Linked DNA regions of Homo sapiens: region 1 is linked to region 2. A link is an interaction called in ENCODE POLR2A ChIA-PET data of the cell type or tissue named here. Cell type or tissue: PC-9. All regions are shown on one strand. Each heading gives the region's core, and the rest is flanking DNA. Links, peaks and the distances in the headings are about the cores only.

Region 1 (5,389 bases), core at 54-5,053, 59 kb before region 2:
TATTTTGAATTTTCTAGTTGCCACAATATAATAAAAAGCAAAAATAAATAGGTAAAATGTATTCTAAAAATAAATTTTATTTAACATATCTAAAATATTATAATTTCAATTTATTATAAAGATTATTGAGATGTTTTGCATTCTTTGTTTTGTACTGAGTTTTTAAAATCTGGTGTGTTTGTTATACTAACATTATATCTCAATTTGGACTAGCCATATTTAAAGTACTTGAGTGCTCTTGGCTTACTGGTTAATGGCTAGTGGCTACTGTACTGGACCGCACAGCTCTAGGACATAAATGATACTAGTGGAAATCAATAAATAAAAGGAAACAACAGAAAAATGGAGAAAGACTACAATGAAGCAGCATATTGAAAAAGAAACCTGAGGACTTCAGGGGTATTCCATCTCACTAGGAAGAAAAAACTTTAAACAACTAGGCACAATTTTATATTCACCAAATTGGCAAAAACAAGATATTACCGAGTGTTGGTGAAAATGTTAGAATTGAGAACTCTCATGACCTGCTGGTAGAAATGTAAACTGTTGCATCATTTCTAAGCAGCAACTTGGCTTTCTTGTTCTTATAGCAACATGATGTGTTGAGTGAAAAAATAACAAAATGAGGTCTGCAACATAATGTCACATATTTAAATACATTTAAATTTAAACACAAACTCCAAAAAACTCCACGTTTTTTACAGGGCTATATGTGTATGCATGTATATATATCCCTTAAAATATGTATATATATACATGTATATATATATATATGGACATAAAATTAGAGTGGGTATCTCGGGTAGAGGGAGAAAATGGGATAAGAATAAAAATGGAAAAAATCATACTGCTTATAGTTAAAAGTTTATAGTACAGAAGTTCTCATTTTGAGTTCCCAAAACTTCCACTACCAACTCCTTTTTTAGGGGGATACTCTTTTTTTCTTACAATTTGGAGGGAAGTTTTCAACCATTTCTGCATATCATTTTATATATTTGTAAGACAGCCAGGTCTGACTTTTATTGCAATCTTTATGCCAAATCCTCCTAAGTCTATATCTCCAAACAAGTCCTCATAGACTATTTAGTCCTAATTCCTACTGAGCATTTTCCCCATCAGCTAAACTTAACACTGTAAGCATCATTTTCACCTCCATCCTAGATGCTGCTCTCTTTCTAAGCTGTCTTACTTCTACCACTATCATTCCTTCAGTCTTTAAGGAGAGCATTTATAGTAATTTTTGACTCTTTCCTTTTCCTTAACCTTTAGGCAGTTATCAAGGCTTACTGTTTTTACTTTGAACATCATTGCTATCCTATTCCACTGCCACAGTATATACCTGGAAAACTCACTATCTACCTTTAGATTTCCATTCCTTCAGTCCATTTGCAAATTGCCAGATCTCCATATAGCACTATTTTCAACACATTGCCTCCTTGCTCAAAACCTCTAACAGTGCCAATAGTGAACTTTTGTTGTCTATTGGCTGCTCAGTATTTATTTCTCCTTCACACCTCAACTTTCTTTTGGGGATTATCTCTTTTATTGGATTAAAAAAACCCAACTATTAATCTCTTTTTCAGCTAAGGGAAGGACATATAACAAACTAGGGCTTTGGAATGCTCATTCCTCTAATTTGAATCCTTAGCAATGTAATAAAGAGATTAAACATGGTTGCATATTCATTCACGCTCGCATGGAGCCTTGGCCTGCTTCAAGCCTACTTTTCTAGTTCCTACTTTTTAGCCTTAGAGTCCACTTTGCTTTCTAATGTTTCCAGGCCTGGTTCTCTAGTCTTTGCATTTGTTCTGGGAGCTCCTCATATTTTTCCAATAAATTCCTCTCTTGAATTTTCCAGAATTTGTTTCAGATGCATGCAAGCAGAGCCTGACTGATCCTTTCTCCACTGTACAAAGTATAAACTTCTTTACTGGTCCCAGATCTTCCATAATCTGGCCCCAGCCTTGTTTTCCTTTACTCACCAAAACCACAGCCAGCTGTCACTTTGTGACTGGAAAATGCCACGTTAGTCTTGCTTCTGGAATGACCTCCTCTCTTTCATGCATCTATACTATTTACTGATTCTTCAAGGTTCTGCTCAGTGTTTGTTTTCATTAGGAAAACAAATTTTATGCCCTATATTAATTTCCACTATCTTTGAAATCTGTTAGCATTTAGTGTCTGTTATTAATTTTTCAGTCGGAATCAACTAGTTTTTGTATTTGTAGAAACATTTGATGGGCCAATCTCCAATCCCCTCCCCCAATAATTACCTATTCCATTGTTAGACAACTATAGTTAAAAGTTCTTTCTTGCATGAAACTTAAATTTCTCATCCTACCACCCATTAGGTCGTCCATCACTGGTTTCAGCTTGGCATTCCAGTAAATTAATAATATCTTGAACATAGATCCTGTGCTTTAGCTAGTGGTTATTCCTTTCATCTTTGTGTCATCCGAGAAATTGGTAAGGTTGCCTTCAATGTCTGTGTCTAGGTTATTGATAAAAGATATGAAAGAAGGCCGGGCATGCTGGCTCACGCCTGTAATGCCAGCACTTTGGGAGGCTGAGGCAGGTGGATCATGAGGTCAGGAGATTGAGACCATCCTGGCCAACATGGTGAAACCCTGTCTCTATTAAAAATACAAAAAATTAGCTGGGTGTGGTGGCACGTGCCTGTAATCCCAGCTACTCGGGAGGCTGAGGCAGGAGAATTGCTTGAACCCAGGAGGTGGAGGTTGCAGTGAGCTAAGATCACACCACTGCACTCCATCCTGGGCAACAAAGCGAGACTCTGTCTCAAAAAAAAAAAAAAAAAAAATTAAAGAGAAGTGGGCCAAAGATGGGCACTTATTTTATTGGATACATCTATCTAGGTATAGTCATTGAATATGATTTTGTAAACAGCTGTGAATCCTTTAATAATTTGCATTGTGTGTATTTTCCAAAATGATGCTGCAGGAGAGTTTGTGAATGAACGGCTTTGCTGAAATCAACATATACTAAGTCTATGATACTCCTCGGAGCTACTGATCTAGTTACCCTAACAAAAAATAATAGGTTAGTTTGTCATGGTTTGTTCTTAGTGAATCTATGTCATCTGCTGATGACCACCACGTGCATTTTTAAATGTTCACAAACCAAATATTTAATAATAATTAATTCTAGACTTTTCCTGGTGATAAACCTCAAGCCTTGTAGTTCGCAATTCCTGATTTTAAATCAGAACCCTCAACCATTTTGAGCCGTCTGTCACCTCTAATCTTCTCTGTGAATTCTCAAAGGTTGTTGATAATGGATTTTGAGAGCTGTATGCTTCCCTTATAGCATGCTTTGCCTGGGTCCAGGCACTAGAACAACTTTAGGGCAATTACACTCTGTGACTTTTTATTTATTTATTATCTACTTACTTATTTTTTGAGACAGGGTCTCGTTCTGTGGTCCAGGCTGGAGTGTAGTGGTGTGATCACAGTTCACTGCAGCCTCAATCTCCTGGGGTCAAAAGATCCTCCTGCCTCAGCTTCCCAAGTAGCTGGGACTACAGGTGTACACCACCATGTCAGACCAATTTTAAATTTTTTCATAGAGACAGGGTCTCACTATTTTGCTCAGGCTGGTCTCGAACTCCTGGGCTCAAGTGATCTTCCTGCCTCAGCCTCCCAAAATGTTGGGATTATGGGTGTGAGCCACTGTGCCTGGACCACTCTCTGACTCTTTACTAATCCTAGGCTGTAATACTCTCACCATCTGTTTTCCCTCAATTTACATTTTAGTATATATTTTTAAATTATGAAAATGATATGTGCTCATTATAAAACTATTTCAATATTACAGAAATTTACAAAGTAAAAATAAAAAGTCCCTCCCTCAATCAATCCTAATGCCCAGTGGGAACAGATTGGAAAGTATCCTTCTAGACATTTTTTATGCATTACCAAACATTTTTATGTAATTTTAAGATGAGATTATACCCTGTGTACTGTGCTGCAATTTAGTTTTTTTCACCTAACAATGTATCATTAACATCGTTTTGTATGGGTTGTATAGCACTATCTCTTTTTTTTTTTTTTTTGAGACAGAGTCTCGCTCTTTTGCCCAGGCTGGAGTGCAATGGCATCATCTCAGCTCACTGCAACCTCTGCCTCCCAGGTTCAAGCGAGTCTCCTACCTCAGCTTCCCAAGTAGCTGGGATTATAGGCACCTGCCACCATGCCTGGCTAATTTTTGTATTTTTAGTAGAGATGGGGTTTCACCATGCTGGCCAGGCTGGTCTTGAACTCCTGACCTCAGGCGATCCACCCACCTTGGCCTCCCAAGTGCTGGGATTACAGACGTGAGCCACCGCGCCTGGCCACTGTCTCATTTTTTAAATGGGCACATGGTATTCTTTTGTAAGCACTGCAAAAATACATTATTGTACATATACCTGTCTTCCTTCATCTCTTTTTCTACGAGGGCACATACTTTCCCTTGAGAATGAAGGGGAAACTGCAGGTGCATAGGGGACTACCTAGAGAAAATAAGGAGAAGAATGATTCTGCTCTATCCTGGAGGCTCTTAAGTCCATAGTCATATTGTTATCTTGACATGGCAATTTATGGCTTATGATTGCTTTCATATTTCATTTGATCTTTATTCAAACCTATGAAGTGGCTAGACCCGACAGTAAAATCATTGCTATTTTACAGTCTCAGAGGTATTGAGTGACCAGCCTCATGCCTCACAGCTAGTTAGGGACAGTATGCAGTTAGAATCCATGTCTTCTATCTTTCAGTCCACTGCTATTGCACAATGGACAGCTGCTCCCTGCAACCACATGTGGGAGGAGAATTGGGAGGACTGAAAAAAAACTGTGTAGTGATTCACAGGGAACTTGGGATAATGGTCGTCAAGAATGTGCTATGTCAGCCAGTTGGTGTCGTGCTGAGCAGTGTTGGTTTGGGTTTTTTTTTTATATGGTGAGAAAGAGAATGAATGTCTCTCCATGTGTTTCTAGGTATATCAGTGATTTCTGCTTTCACAGTAGAGACAGTCATAATAAGCATATGCACTTGTATCCTTAAAAGTAAGGCAGAGCATTATTCTAAGCGAAGTAACTCAGGAATGGAAAACCAAGTGTCTTATGTTCTCACTTATAAATGGGAGCTAAGCTATGAGGATGCAAAAACATACAGAGTGATATAATGGACTTTGGGGACTCGGGGGGAGGCTGGGAAGGGGACAAGGGATAAAAGACAACATATTGGGTACAGTGGACACTGCTCAAGTGCCAGGTGCACACAAATCTCAGAATTCACCACTAAAGTACTCATCCATGTAACCAAAAACCACCTGTACCCCAAAAACTATTGAAATAAAATTTAAAAATAAACATTTCCAAGGGAAATAA
Region 2 (5,389 bases), core at 99-5,098:
GCTGATTTTTGTATTTTTAGTAGAGACGGGGTTTCACCGTGCTAGCCAGGATGGTCTCGATCTCCTGACCTCGTGATCTGCCCGCCTCGGCCTCCCAAAGTGTTGGGATTACAGGCGTGAGCCACTGCGCCTGGCCAGCAGCTAGATTTATTTAAGTGTGCTCTATGATGTTTGCACAACAAAGAATCACCCGGTTCCAGGTACCGGTCCCTGGCCTGTTAGGAACCAGGTCACACAGCAGGAGGTGATGGCAATGGCGGTGAGCAGGAGGCGGGCATTACTGCCTGGGCTCCACCTCCTGTCAGATCAGTAGCAGCATTAGATTGTTATAACAGTGCAAACCCTATTGTGAACTGCACATGTGAAGGATCTAGGTTGCATGCTCTTTATGAGAATCTAATACCTGATGATCTGTGGTGGAAGTTTCATCCCAAAACCATACCTCACCCTTCCAGTCTGTGGAAAAATTGTCTTCCACAAAACTGGTCCTCCCCTGGTGCCAAAGGGGTTGGGAATCACTGACCTAATTACATATTTCTCATAACGTATCCCTGTCTTTAAGTGATACATGACTGTACTTGACTCCTGAACTTTTTGGGGAGGCAGGAGTGTATGTGTGTGGGGAGGTGCACATGCTTCAGCGGTGGGGTTGGTGGGAGGATGCACCTGTCTAGTGGGCAGGCTAGTCCAAGAAGGTTGCAAAAAGGGCTGAGCATGCTCAGTTCCTTCCTCAGTGGTTCAGTCAGATGAGTCACTCCTTCCTTGGGGAGAACTGAGAGGGGAAATAGCAGGAAGCTAAATGCTGTCTTCACAATTCTTCTGAAGTGGAAGTTTCTATTTTATGGACCTGGGAGAGGGAGAAAATGGCTTCCCCAACAACACTGCTCTTAGCAGTACAGATGGTCCCCAACTTAAAATTTTTCGACTCTACCAGGTGCAAAGTGATATGCATTCAGTAGAAACCATACCTTGAGCACCCATACAACCATTTTGTTTTACTTTCAGTACAGTATTCAATAAATTGCATGAGATATTCAACGCCTTAATATAAAATAACTCTAGGCTAACATAAGTGATCTGAGACTTTTAAGGTAGGCTAGTCTATGATGTTCAGTAGGCTAGGTGTATTAAATACATTTTCCGCTTATGATATTTTCAACTTATGATGAGTTTTTTGGGATGTAACCCTACTGTAAATCAAGGAGCATCATCTGTATGTAACACCTTGCTCTTAGCAGTATAGAAGGACTACTGATGCAATTAATTCTGTCATATGATCTACGTAGTTTTTGAAGTTTTGATTCTCGTTAGTATATTAGTACAGGGCTGGGCGCGGTGGAGTATAGCCTCAGGCTTCAACAGTACTATCACTTCTTTGGAATGTTATTTAGTTTCTTTTTAACTTGATTCATTTTTGATCCCTTGGTCAGTTCCCATAATGCTCTGGATCAGGGCCTGCTTGAATATTAAATTCCCATTGTTTCCTTCTGGGAAGGTCTCTGCTTATCCAATCTGGAGCCTATCTTTCTTCCTTGTCCTGGATCTGGTAGACTATTGAGAAAAGTCCTTACAAAGATTTCCTGGGAACTGGATTTTTAAAATGAGTGCATGTGGGAAAATACTCTCCAAGTGCAAAGGGGACTCTGTTTTTACCTCTACTTATATTTCCAGCTCCTCGGGGAAAATAAAAGTATTACAGGTCAAATCTCTTTACAAGTAGCTCAACTTGACTGTCTAAATATGTGGTATGGAGTAGAGTTTTATTTCATGGATTACTGCTTGCACTAGGTTAGACATAAACTGGGCTGTGGAGAACTTTTGGTTAAATAGAGATTTTCATTGCAAAGGTATTTGTTGTAGAGGAATTTACCCAGTAAACAGATATCTTCCAGCTAATGTTTTTACCAGGCTGATTCAGACCGGGTAGCAGGAGCGGGAAAACACTGTGGACACAGTCTGCTGGCTAGCGGTCAAGGCAGAGGCAAGTCTGGCACAGGCAAAAGTCTGTGTGAAATGTGGACCTGAGTCATGAAAGGAGGGGAAGAAACTAGTATGTGTCATTCTGAAAAAGCTCTTCTTAGGGCTCTTTGGGCTGTAACCACTGCCTCTCTCCATAGAGAGTCACAGGGCCTCACTTGGCTCTTCCTGCTGCATTTTCAGACTTAAAAGGAAGCCACCGGCCGGGCGTGGTGGCTCATGCCTGTAATCCCAGCACTTTGGGAGGCCGAAGCGGGCGGATCACGAGGTCAGGAGATCGAGACCATCCTGGCCAACACAGTGAAACCGCATCTCTACTAAAAATACAAAAATTAGCCGGGCATGGTGGCGCATGCTTGTAATCCCAGCTACTTGGGAGGTGGAGGCAGGAGAATCCCTTGAACCAGGGAGTTGGAGGTTGCAGTGAGCCGAGATTGCGCCACAGCACTCTAGCCTGGCGACAGAGTGAGACTCCGTCTCAAAAAAAAAAAAAAAAAAAGGAATCCACCTTCAGGCAAATTCCCTCCGCCTCTCAAGAAAGATAATAAAACAAAATGGAGAGTCCTCGTCTCTAAAAAACCTGGGTCAGGTTTTGAATGAACGCAGTACCGTGACCCAGCATTAGGGGCTAGGAACGTCCACAGTCACGACTGAGGCTTGCTGCTCTGGCGCCCCCTTGGGCATGAGAGTGGAACTGTATACAAAGTTGCCTAAATCCCCACTGCTGCAGTCCCCAGAACACCACCCAGTGTCTCTTTTTCTAGGCCTTTCTCAGCCTGGAGAGTTTCCTAACTTTTTGCCATTCCCAAGGTTTTTCTCTGACCACCACCAAACCCTTCTCAATCTACTAATTTTTCTAAACAAATTATTTTATCTTTCTAATTCTGCATGCATCTCTAGTCACTAAGCCCCAGAAAGATCCTGTAGCAAGCTGTCAATCAATAATAAATTAGCATTTCTGAAATTCATGAGACTTTTTCTTAGTTTTATTGAAATATATTTTATGTACCATAAGACTTCACCCATTATAAGTGTACAGTGAATAATTTTTAGTAAATTGATAGCTTTGTGCAACCACTGTCACAATCCAGTTTTAGAACATTTCTAACACCCAGAAAATTACTTGTGAGAATGTGCAGTCAAAAAAAAAAGAAACAAAACAAACAAACAAAAAGAGAATTTGCAGTCAATCCTCACTTGTTACCTTCAGTTTCAGACAACTACTGATCTGCTTTCTGTCTCTAAAAATTTTCCTTTCCTGGTCATTTCATATAAATGAAATCATACACTATACAGTTTTTTGTGACTGGCTTCTTTCACTTAGCATAATGTTTTCAAAGTTCACCCATGTTGTAGCATGTGTCAGTACTTCATTCCTTTTTATGGCTGAATAATAGTCCATTGTATATAGATAAACTACATTTTGTTTATTCATTCATCAGTTGATGAACATTTGGGTTGTCTCCAGTTTTTGGCTATTATGAATGATGTTGCTATGAACATTTCTATACAAGTGTTTGCATGAATATATGTTTTCATTTCTCTTGGGTAGATACTTAGTAGAATCGCTGAGTTGTATGGCAAATCTATTTAGCTTTTTAAGAAACTGCCAAACAATTTCACAATGTGGCTGTTCTATTTTATATTCTCATCAGCAATATGTGAAGGTTTTCCCATAACTCCTCCATCACTAGGTATTGTCTGACTTTTTGGTTATAGCTTAGTGGGTGTGTTAATGCTATCTTATTGTGGTTTTGACTTGCACTTCCCTCATGACTAATGATGTTGCGCATTTTATCAAGTGATTATTAGCCATTTACATATCCTCTTTGGTGAAATGTCTATTCAAATGTTTACTTCATTTTAAAATTAGATTATTAGTCTTCTTATTACTAAGTTATGAGTTCTTTGTATATTTTGGATATAAGCCCTTTATCACATACATCAGTTATAAATATTTTCTTTCAGTCTACATCTTTTCAATTTATTATGGATGTCTTTTAAACCCAAAAGTTTTAATTTTGATAAAATCCAATTTGTCAGCTATTTTTGTGAACTGTGCTTTTGATGTCATATTTAAGAACTCTGCCTAGCCCAAGGTCATAAAGATTTTCTCCTGTGTTTTCTTTTTTAATATGAAACTCTATTTTTCTTTTTTTTTTTTTGAGACAGAGTCTCGCTCTGTCGCGCCCAGGCTGGAGTGCAGTGGCACGATCTCAGCTCTCTGCAAGCTCTGCCTCCCAGGGTCACACCATTCTCCTGCCTCAGCCTCCTGAGTAGCTGGGACTACAGGCGCCCGCCACCACACCTGGCTAATTTTTTGTATTTTTAGTAGAGACGGGGTTTCACCATGTTAGCCAGGATGGTCTTGATCTCCTGACCTCATGATCTGCCCACCTTGGCCTCCCAAAGTGCTGGGATTACAGGCGTGACCACTGCGCCTGGCCTCTCCTGTGTTTTCTTTTAGAACTTTTGTAGTTTTACTTCTCACATGTAGGTCTGAGATCCATTTTGAGTTCCATTTTGTATATAATGTGAAGTAAGAGCCTAGGTTCACTTTTTTGCATATGGATATTCAATTGTCCCAATACTATTTGTTGAAAAGATGGTCCTTTCTCCATTGAAATGTCTTGGCTACTTCATCAAAAATCAATGGACCATAATTTCTGAACTCTCAGTTTTATACATGTCTATCTTTACACCAATACTACATTGTCTTGATTACTATCTGTTTATAGTAAGTTTTGAAACTGGGTATTGTAAGTCTTCCAGCTTTGTTCTTCTTTTTCAAAATGTTCCTGGATATTACATATAAAATTTAGGACCAGCTGATTCATTTTTCATTTTTGCCAAAAAGCCTGCTGCAGTTTTTTGCTTGTTTGTTTTAGAGATATGGTCTCACTCTGTCATCCAGGCTGGAGTGCTGTGGCATGATCATAACTCACAGTAACCCTGAACTCCTGGCTTCAAGTGATCCTCCGCCTTAGCCTCCAGAGTAGCTAGGAGTACAAGCACGCACCACCGTGCCCAGCTAGTTGTTTTATTTTTATTTTTGTAGAGATAGGGGTCTCTCACTGTGTTGTCCAGGTTGGTCTCAAACTCCCAGCTTTAAATTATCCTCCTACCTTGGCCCGATAAAAGGCTAGGATTATAGGTGTGGACCACTGCATCTAGCCAACTGCTACAGCTTTGATAGAGATTGCGTAGAATCTAAGAACATTTTGGGGAGAATTATAATCTTAGCAATACTGAGTCTTTTCGATCCATGAACATGCAGTGTCTATCCATTCACTTACATCTTTCATCTAACAAAAAAAGCAAAAAAAAAAAAAAAAAAAAAAAACCAACACAACAGAATTGCTGGGCGCGGTGGGACATGCCTGGAATCCCAGCACTTTGGGAGGCTAAGGTG

Evidence for each region. Peaks named below come from ENCODE experiments on the same cell type or tissue, not always from the same donor. Only the 100,000 strongest peaks of a DNase experiment are listed, where the experiment ranks them.
Region 1: POLR2A ChIA-PET joins it to region 2 with 13 read pairs; 5 of 35 experiments call an interaction of 5 or more read pairs at or near these places.

What each region holds. Positions count from the first base shown.
Region 1 is chr15:50,824,163-50,829,551 of GRCh38, forward strand. No RefSeq gene overlaps it. Among named protein-coding and RNA genes, the nearest start is that of SPPL2A, 61 kb to the left of the region's middle. In PC-9, for the core only: no CTCF peak of the experiment used is centred there; a DNase peak (open chromatin) is centred at 4,849.
Region 2 is chr15:50,883,401-50,888,789 of GRCh38, forward strand. No RefSeq gene overlaps it. Among named protein-coding and RNA genes, the nearest start is that of AP4E1, 23 kb to the right of the region's middle. RefSeq lists an enhancer at 867-986. In PC-9, for the core only: CTCF peaks have their summits at 2,636 and 2,839; DNase peaks (open chromatin) are centred at 2,011 and 2,601; H3K27ac peaks cover 2,085 bases.